2 separate regions of the Homo sapiens genome follow, and region 2 is linked to region 1. A link is a loop called in an ENCODE intact Hi-C map of the cell type or tissue named here. Cell type or tissue: PC-9. All regions are shown on one strand. Links, peaks and the distances in the headings refer to the core of each region. The heading gives the core; the rest is flanking DNA.

Evidence for each region. Hi-C counts contacts between places; a loop is a spot of excess contacts. Peaks named below come from ENCODE experiments on the same cell type or tissue, not always from the same donor. Only the 100,000 strongest peaks of a DNase experiment are listed, where the experiment ranks them.
Region 2: it touches region 1 in a loop (12-fold over the local background); 1 of 110 quality-filtered maps calls a loop at or near these places.

The regions. Positions count from the first base shown.
Region 1 is chr14:101,979,899-101,982,398 of GRCh38, forward strand. It overlaps DYNC1H1 (dynein cytoplasmic 1 heavy chain 1), which reads left to right. Exons shown (of 78, transcript NM_001376.5): 4 at 1-76; 5 at 466-652. Among named protein-coding and RNA genes, the nearest start is that of DYNC1H1, 17 kb to the left of the region's middle. RefSeq lists an enhancer at 1,162-1,211. In PC-9, for the core only: no CTCF peak of the experiment used is centred there; DNase peaks (open chromatin) are centred at 503 and 953; H3K4me3 peaks cover 723 bases; H3K27ac peaks cover 2,280 bases.
Region 2 is chr14:102,803,706-102,810,833 of GRCh38, forward strand. The region is part of intron 1 of TRAF3 (TNF receptor associated factor 3); the gene reads left to right. Among named protein-coding and RNA genes, the nearest start is that of TRAF3, 30 kb to the left of the region's middle. RefSeq lists an enhancer at 1,996-2,085 and a silencer at 5,979-6,138. In PC-9, for the core only: no CTCF peak of the experiment used is centred there; no DNase peak of the experiment used is centred there.

The DNA.
Region 1 (2,500 bases), core at 1-2,500:
TGATAAGGTTGAAGACCCAACATTTCTTAATCAGTTACAATCTGGAGTTAACCGCTGGATCCGAGAAATTCAAAAAGTAAGAGCACAGGATTGAAAGTTATGTAAAATATGTTACTCTTTAATATCTTTGGGAAAACTGATCTGGATTTTGTAAGTGAGGTAAATTATGTGATAACTTGTTAGTGGTGCCGCCTCTTGGTCCTGGGACTGTCCAGTGCAGGACTAGCCTTGGTCTGGGTGGAATGGTCAGGGGACAGTGTGAGATTGCTTGAGTAGTCACCCTGATAGAGCATTAATCTCAGCAGTCGTATACCTTTGATTTCAAATCAAGCCACTTTTGATTTACAGGGAAGGAAATCTACTTGAAATATAAAAATTGAGTTGTAATGCATGTGTTTTGTTAACGATATCTATTCTACCTTGTTTAAATAGTGAATACCCTTGGGTGTTATTTTATTTTCAAAGGTGACCAAACTGGATCGAGATCCTGCATCAGGAACTGCCTTACAGGAAATTAGTTTTTGGCTAAACTTGGAACGTGCGTTATACCGCATCCAGGAGAAACGGGAGAGCCCGGAAGTTCTCCTGACTCTGGATATCTTGAAACATGGCAAGCGCTTCCATGCCACCGTCAGTTTTGACACTGACACAGGTAACAACTAGAACTAATAATCTGATCAGTAAGTTATTGATCTGGCTTTTACGAGATCTTACTTGATAATTTAAATGAAAACTATAGTTTTCACAGATGTACTGTCGTTTTTAACCATTTCCTTTCTTACATCACATCTTATCTTTCCCTCAGTTCCAAGTAATGAAAATTATTCTCCTACACACTTAGCTTTCCCCTTTCCCTTCAGGGGATTTAAGAACATGAAACAGTCTCTAGGTATGAGCACAGATTCCTTCTTGTTTCCCCACTGCTGGGCTCCATGAGTCATCTCCACGAGTCGGCTGTACAATTGGCACAAAGTCAGGTATGCTTTTGACAGGCCAGGCAAGAAGGTGGTTTAAGTGAAGCAGTTCTATTTGCCCAGAGGGTTGTGGAAAAAGAACTGGTCAGTACCACTTTCTCTTCCTCTTTTTACTTGCCCCTTTCTCTTCTTTGTCTTCCTCCCTATTCTGACAAGTGGCCAAAATGAATTTAGTTTTCTGAGTGGAGAACAGTGCCAGTGATGTTGTTTTTTGTTTTGTTTTGTTTTGTTTTTTTCTTTTTAAAATTTTTAAAATTTATTTTTTTTAAGAGATGGGATCTCACTTTGTTTCCCAGGCTGGAATGTGGTGGCATAATCATAGCTCACTGCTGCCTGGAGTTCCCAGGCTCAAGCCATCCTCTCACCTCAGCCACCCAAGTAGCTGGGACTACAGGGATGTACCACCATGTCCAACTAATTTTTGAATTTTTGTAGAAATGGGGACTTGCCACGTTGCCCATGCTGGTATCAAACTCCTAGTCTCAAGCAATCCTCCTGCCTTGGCCTCCCAAAGTGCTAGGATTACAGGTGTGAGCTACCACTCACAGTCATTATTACAATTATTTTTAAATTCTTTTAAAAACTTTGTAACTTGACTGAGCTGCATTAGCACGTACTAGGTCTACAATGTTTGAACACGAGGCATTATTAGGCATTTCTGTTCAACTCTGTGCTCACAAAAGACATGTTAGAACAAGTAATTAAGACAATAGCAGTTGTCATGTTCTCACTTCCCCCAAAAAACGTATGGTACCCACATCTTAAATGTTAGAGAAAATTGTAAGTAGAAACCTTCCGGTTACTTAGATCACATTGCACACATTACATGCGCATTCACTATGCTGAAATGTATACTTTGATTTTTTTAACACCTCTGAAACTTTTGTTTTTTTCCTAATACTTTTTTTGATCTTATGCCAAAGAAAGTCAATAAATAGATTAGGATCCAAGCACTTTCGTGATTCCATGTCCTTAGTTAGTAATATGTTCACCTAAATTAAGCCATGAATGTAAAACTTAAATTTTAATGTTTTCAAGGATAAAATTTTAGTTCTTCTAAACTTAATTGTTACTAATAAACGTTAAAATAATATAGAACAGGGGTCCCCAACCCCCAGACTGGTACTGGTCCGCGGCCTGTTGGGAACCAGGCTGTGCAGAAGGAGGCCAGCAGCGGCGAGTGAGCATTACTGCCTGAGCTCTGCCCCCGTCACATGAGTGGCGGCATTAGATTCTCATAGGGGCGCAAACCCTGTTGTGAACTGCGCACGCGAGGGATGTAGATTGTGCACTCCTTATGAGAATCTAATGCCTGATGATCTGTCCACCATCTCCCATTACATCACCCTCAGATGGGACCTCCTAGTTGCAGGAAAACAAGCTCAGGGCTCCCACAGATTCTACATTATGGTGAGTATGTAATAATAATAATAGAAATAGGCTGGGTGCGGTGGCTCACACCTGTAATCCTAGCACTTTGGGAGGCCTAGGCGGGCAGATCACGAGGTCAGGAGATGGAGACCATC
Region 2 (7,128 bases), core at 2,433-4,932, 830 kb after region 1:
GTGGAATATCTTGTTGGGGCTGGGCTTAGAGCTGGAGCTGGTGGCCGGCTCTGCTCGCTTACAGAATTCTGTACGGTTTCTGATTTCTCTCAGCCCATCTGTCCTTCACTTGCAAGCATCTGATGACTGCTGCATGTACCATAAAAACATGCAAATATATAATTCTTGGCTTTGAGGAGGTGACCCTATGAAATTGACTTAAAAAAGTTGGGCTGGATATAGTGGCTGGCGCCTGTAATCCCAGCACTTTGAGAGGCTCAGGCCGGAGGGTCGCTTGAGCCCAGGAGTTTGATACCCTGTCTGAGAGAGAATTAGCTGGGCATGTTAGTGTGCGCCTGTGGTCCCAGCTACTCAGGAGGCGGGGCGAGAGGGATCCTTCCAGGCTGAGATGTGAGGGTTCTTTGAGCCCAGGAGGTCCATACTGCAGTGAGCCATGATTGGGCCACTGCATTCTAGCCTCAGTGACAGAGTGAGACTGTTTAAAAAAAAAAACAAAAAAAACTTCAGAGGAGTCATATGATTGACTTGTGTGTGTCTACGCAGACTCCCTTTTCTCTGTAGAGACTTACAATCTTCAGTTCTCTGGAGCGTTCTTCAGATTCCCTTGCTCCATGACTGACCTTGGCTAGGAAAATAATTGGGCCGTTTTTGGTGCACAGCAGATGAAAATTATCAGTATGTCCCTAGCTTTCCACTGTGAGGCCGCCGTAGCAACAGAGGACAGTGGATGTGTGACTTGTACCCTTTCAGAGGGCCAAGAACGCAATATCCTAAAGCAGCCTTTTCTTTTTTTATTTTTTGAGTCAGGGTCTCACTCTGTTGCCCAGGCTGGAATGTAATGGCATGATCTCAGCTCACAGGAGCATCAACCTCCTGGGCTCAAGTGATCCTCCCACCTCAGCCTCCCAAGTAGCTGGAACTACAGGTGCAAGCCACCACACTGGATAATTTTTGTATTTTTTGTAGCGACAGGGTTTTGCTATATCGCCCAGGCTGGTCTTGAACTCCTGGCCTCAAGTAATCATCCTGCCCCAGCATCCCAAAGTGCTGGGACTACAGGCATGAGACATCACACCTAACCCTGTTCTTGATACCTGGTTTTTGTGGTCCTTTTTTTCTAAAATTCATATGAATTTTGAGTTCTGCTGTATGATATGTAATATATATGTTCTAATATTACAAACTTCTAAAAATCTTTCTGTGCACCAAAATTGATCCTCCAGGACAGAAAAAATGCCAGTGGTTCTTGTCTATACCACCATATTTTGAGGAACACAAGGAAAGATTTTGACCTTCCCTGGACGTAGAAGAATTTGTATTGTGATTGACACATCTTTAATGCCTTAATTACTTGCCTTCAGTTTTCTTTCCTTTTGGTGCTTAAGGGAGTATTTGTTCTCCATGCATATTTGGTACCCTTTGGTTTAGATAATTTAGATAATTAGCAACTAGTTTTGGTCTCATTATCAGACATTTTACTCTGGACACCCCATCACCACTCCCATCATGGGGGAGTTTGGAGGCCAGGAGATTCACTGGATGCTTCTTTTCTAGTGTGTGCTCTTCTTAGATGGGAAGGAAAAAGGTAAAACCTCAAAAACTCTGTGGTAAACTGATGTGGGAATCTGATACTAAAAATGTCCCAAGTGATTTAAAGTGTGTAAGAATTACTCACTTTTCTGTGGAGAGCGATGTGCATAAAGACAGTGACAAGTGGAAGAAGATATCCAGATGAGACCCTCACTGCCCTCGGTGAGTGGATTGCAGGATGCTGGGAGCCCCCTTGCGTAGAGACTCACCGCTGGACTCCAAGCCCTCTGTGGCTTCTGCTGTGGCTGAGTCATCGCTGCCCAAGACTACTGTTGGGTTCTCCTCCCTGCTGGTGAGCAGTGAGGCACCAGGGAGCCCCTGCCTGCAGCCAGCTCGGTGATTCCATGCAGTTTTACATAGGGAAAGAATGCTCTACCTGGCTACGTTTTCCTGTGTCCTGTTGAAATGAAGAGGTTAGTCATGCATTCCCTCAGCTAGAGCGTGAGGCAGTCCTTCCGAAGATTGTCCAATTTAGACCCAGACTCTTCAAAGGAAATGTCAGCATGTTTTGATGTCATGGTTCAAAACCTCACTGGGATGGTTTGTGTGAGTACATACCTGTTTTACTTTTAGTTTCACTAGAGGATGTCATTTGGACTAGTTGTTTTTAAGTGAACATTTCAAACTTAACTAAATTTGATTCCTGTTTCCTTGGTTGTAGTTACATGGAAAGACCACTGGGTCTGGGACAGTGGTTCTCATCCAGAGATGGAGTTGGTGGGGTGGGGGTGGGGTGCAGTTTCGTACCCTAGGGGGCATTTTGCAGTGTCTGGAAACCTTCAGAAGTGGGGTGGGGGATGCCACTGGCATTGGTAAGTAGAACGAGGGATGCTGTGAACACCCTGCAGTGCTCAGCATATCCCTACAGCAAAGAGTTTTCGGGTTCAAAATGTTAGTTGCGCCAAGGTTGAGAAACCGTGGCTTGGAAATTGTTCATTCACCATACTCTTCTTGATTTCTAGTGAATGTATGACTGTTAAGATTTTATGTTTTCATAAGGTGAGGTACTTTCTACAGAAATTCAGTCTCTTTAGTCATTAAACAGCAGAGGGCACTTGGAGGCTAGAGTGCCCAGAAGTCCATCAAGCCAGTCTGGATAAACCCTTCCCAACATGCCATAATTTACATCAAAACTTTGGTTAGCAGAATGGGAATTTTTGAGTAGATACCATTAGAAAAATAAAATAATTTTCCAGCTGTGGTTCCCAAGTTCCCCAAACTTATGTCTTTAGTCCAAGCTGCCCCTTGAGCTTCAGCTTCGGACCTGCATATTTATTTAACAGCTATTGAGTCCTTGGTATGTGCCGGGCACCCTCCTGTGTACCAGGGCATGGCAGGAAATGATATGGGCAGCTCCCTGTAGTCATGAGGCCTGTGTTCTAAGGCAGACCTTGAAGACAGGGAAGTCCATGTGCTGATTCCAGAAGAATAGAGGGGGCCTGGCAGGGCTGGGGGGAGGTCAAGAGTGGAGTGCTTCATACAGCTGGTCTCAGAGGGGCTCATTGTCCCGGACCTGCAGGACAAGGAGGCGTTTTGTCCACAAACCTTGAGAGTGAGTGAATGGGGCATGACTGGGGCCACTGGGTGTTATTGCTTGAATGACACCTAACCTGTCTCTAGTGAAGCTCTTGATTCCTCCCTACCCCCATCCAGATGCTAGAAGACTGGGGAGCATTTCTTGGTCCCTCTTCTCTCACAATCTGTCGTTGGTGCTCACTTCTGCACCCTGTTTTCCCACGTCCCTGGTCCCCAGCCCAGGCAAGCCTTCTGCTGATGCCGGTGGCCCCAACTTGTCTATCCACTTCACCCCAGTTTTCTCCAGGCCTTTCTCCATGCTGCTGTCAGAGAGATCTAAACATAGGTGGCCTCCTGCCCTTCCCTGAAAACCCTTTACGGCCTCTGACTGCATTCAGTGCACCCTGCATTCCTCCTGATAAGGTCTTGCGTCTCCCTGCTGCCCCAGCTTCAGCCCCAGGAGCCTGCCTGCCCAGGAGGCCATCATTGTTCCCCCTGGACACTGCCTGTCCTGCCTGCTGCCTTGTCCTCCTTTCTCCAGGGGCCTGGGGCCTCAGTCTCTCCATGCCTGCACCTGGAGTCCTGTTGCCTGTGTCCTACAGTTTCCTCCTCAGCCATCCCCACAGGGCTGTGTCCCTTTCTACTAGCCATGTTTATTTTCTTGTGGAGATGGGGTCTTGCTATGCTGCCCAGGCCGGTCTTGGTCTCCTGGCCTCAAGCAGTCCTCTTGCTTTGGCCATCTTTAGATGATAACTCACTCACCTGTGCTGCCTTTCACTTGGAGGATGGGTGGATGATTCACAGGGACCTGCCCTCCTTCCCGCAGAGTTGGGGTTTTTGTGTAGGGGATTTTTCTGTCAGTTATTTTTTCCTCACCTTTCAGAGTATTAAAAGAACTAAGCCATTAGTGGTGAGGCATGAGGGCAGCGACCACAGCTCCAGGGGAGCTCTCTTATCCCTACAGCTGGCAAATGTTCCACCCTGTTTTTATGGCACACAGAAAGGTAGGCGCATAGTGATGTTGTTAGTAAGCTTTTGAAGTAGAGCATGGTGAGTTAGTTGGCCTTTTTACGAAAAAGGAAATGGAAAACTAGCACCATGGCCTTGGCATAATTACTCCAACATGCAAATCAGTACTGGAAGGAAGTTGAGGCAGCATACCTCTATGCTCCACTAGTCCTTAAGACACGTCTGAAAGAAATGAAATTTTATTTTGTTAGAGGTGAAGGAATGCATGGATGGAATGCATGGTCCAGGTGTTTATAACTGTGCATTTATTTGGCGGTTGTTTTGGATGGACAGGAAGTGGGAGGGGAGGGCACAGAGAGTCACTTTGGCCACGTCCCTGGTTTGCCACAGGCTGATACTGGAGCATTCCTAAGTTTCGCAATGGAGATGGATGTGAAAGAAGAACACACTAGGCCAGGTGCGGTGGCTCACACCTGTAATCCCAGCACTTTGGGAGGCTGAGACAGGCGAATCACCTGAGGTCAGGAGTTTGAGACTAGCCTGGCCAAGATGGTGAAACCCCACCTTTACTACAAATACAAAAATTAGCCGGGTGTGGTGGCACATGCCTGTAATCTTAGCTACTCAGGAGGCTGAGGCAGGAGAATTGCTTGAACCCAGGAGGCAGAGGTTGAAGTGAGCCGAGATTGTGCCACTGCACTCCAGCCTGGGCAACAGAGCGAGACTCCATCTCAAAAAAAAAAAAAAAGAAAAGAAGAACCATACTAGTCAGGTGCTAGAGGGCTTCCAAGGCAGCCTCCAAGGGAAGGAAATGTCTGAGAAGTTATTTAAGAGGATTTGTTGGAACAGAAAAACTTCCAAATTGGTCTAGAAGGTGGACCCTAGCTATAGACGCATTTTACAGGACATAATGTAAATATTAAAGGCACATTTTCAGTATTTGGGGAAAATATGTCCTCTGAGTCGAATGACCAATGGCTGTTTCTAGAAAAATTTTAGTTGTAGTTTTAATTTGATTGTCTTGAGCATGGTGATAGATTGACTTTTTTTTTTTTTAAGACAGTCTTACGCTGTTGCCCAGGCTGCAGTGCAGTGGCACGATCTCAGCTCACTGCAGCCTCCACCTCTTGGGTTCAAGTGATTCTCCTGCCTCAGCCTCCCGAGCAGCTGGGATTACAGGTGCGCGCCATCACACCCAGCTAATATTTATTTATTTATTTATTTTGAGATGGCGTCTCGCTCTGTCACCCAGGCTGGAGTGCAGTGGCGCGATCCCTGCTTACTGCAGCTTCTGCCTCCCAGGTTCGAGAGATTCTCCTGCCTCAGCCTCCCAAGTAGCTGGGACTACAGGTGCGTGCCACTACACGCGGCTAATTTTTTGTATTTTTAGTAAAGACTGGGTTTCACTGTGTTAGCCAGGATGGTCTTAATCTCCTGACCTCGTGATCTGCCTGCCTTGGCCTCTCAAAGTGCTGGGATTACAGGCATGAGCCACTGTGCCTGGCCGCACCCGGCTAATTTTTGTATTTTTAGTAGAGACGGGGTTTCACCAGTTGGCCAGGCTGGTCTGAAACTCCTCACCTCAGGTGATCTGCCTGCTTCAGCCTCCCAAAGTGCTGAGATTACAGGCGTGAGCCACCGCGCCTGGCCTAGAGTGACTTTCTTAAAGCTCTGTGTCTCCTGGAAATGGAATGTATCCCAAATGAGGATTATTTTTAAGCTTTATAATAAAATCTTTCACAGCATAGACTTTTTTTTTTTTTTTTTTTTTGAGACGGAGTCTTGCTCTGTTGCCCAGGCTGGAGTTCAGGGGCGCAATCTCGGCTCACTGCAAGCGCCGCCTCCCAGGTTCATGCTATTCTCCTGTCTGTCTCCTGAGTAGCTGGGACCACAGGCGCTCGCCACCACACCCGGCTAATTTTTTGTATTTTTAGTAGAGATGGGGTTTCACCATGTTAGCCAGGATGGTCTCAATCTCCTGACCTCGTGATCTGCCCGCCTCGGCCTCCTAAAGTGCTGGGATTACAGGCATGAGCCACCGCGCTTGGCCCACAGCATAGACTTTTAAAGACCATGTAGGCAAGAACAGATCTTTAAAGGGAAACCTCAGTTTGGCTTTTGAAAGTTCATCTGATTGAAGTTAAACTGATGAAACATACTCCATCCATGCATTACCAAAAACGTTGGAGCACGGCATGGCAGTAGTATCTAAAACAGATTGGCAAACTATGGGTCTAAGAATAGTTTTTATGTGTTTAAAGGATTGTAAAAATAAGCAAAGAAGAATATGTGACCCATGAAACATAAAATAGTTACTGTCTGGCTCTTTATGGGAAAAAAGTTTGCCAACTCTTGGCTTAAAGGGTCAAGAATGCTTTACCAAAAAACAAACAACCCCCTCCCCCCTACAACTGTAATGTTTGAGCAGGAGTTTTACAAGATAAAGAATTTTGATCTTGAGGGGATTTGGGTGAGGATGGGGCGGTGCAGTGGGAGAGAGAGTATAGATACTGTTCATCACACCCAGTGCAGTCGGCTCTGGTGGGAACATAGGGTGACCTCAGTGTGTGGTGAGGACAGTGATCATGGCCCCTTTTACAAGTTGAAGCTTAGTTCTGGAGTGGTGGACCATCAGAAGCTTTTAAGTAGGAGAATGTCAATGTCATAAATTAGAGTTAATTGTGAGAAATTGAAATAAGTATTCCATTTTTTTCTGAGATGTGCTCTCCTGAACTTATAAAGTAGTTCTTCAGAAGTGTTTGCAGTGTTCACAAGACACTGGCTCTGTGGTATTTGACATGCAGATGGGCCCAGAATTCCTGACTTAAGGCTAAAGATTTATCTTGAGCTTATCATGATGTGGGCTTATGATTGTTTTGATCAGCAGCTGACATCTGTGAAGCCTCAGTGATCCTATAAATTGAGGAACCTGAGAGAATCAAGAGAAAGACAACAATTCTTGCTGATGTCAGTAACTGTATTTCACCTGTTAAACTTCTGCATGGAGGAGGTCAGTGTTGTCTGCTGTGTCAGCATCAGCCTACCTGGGTGTGG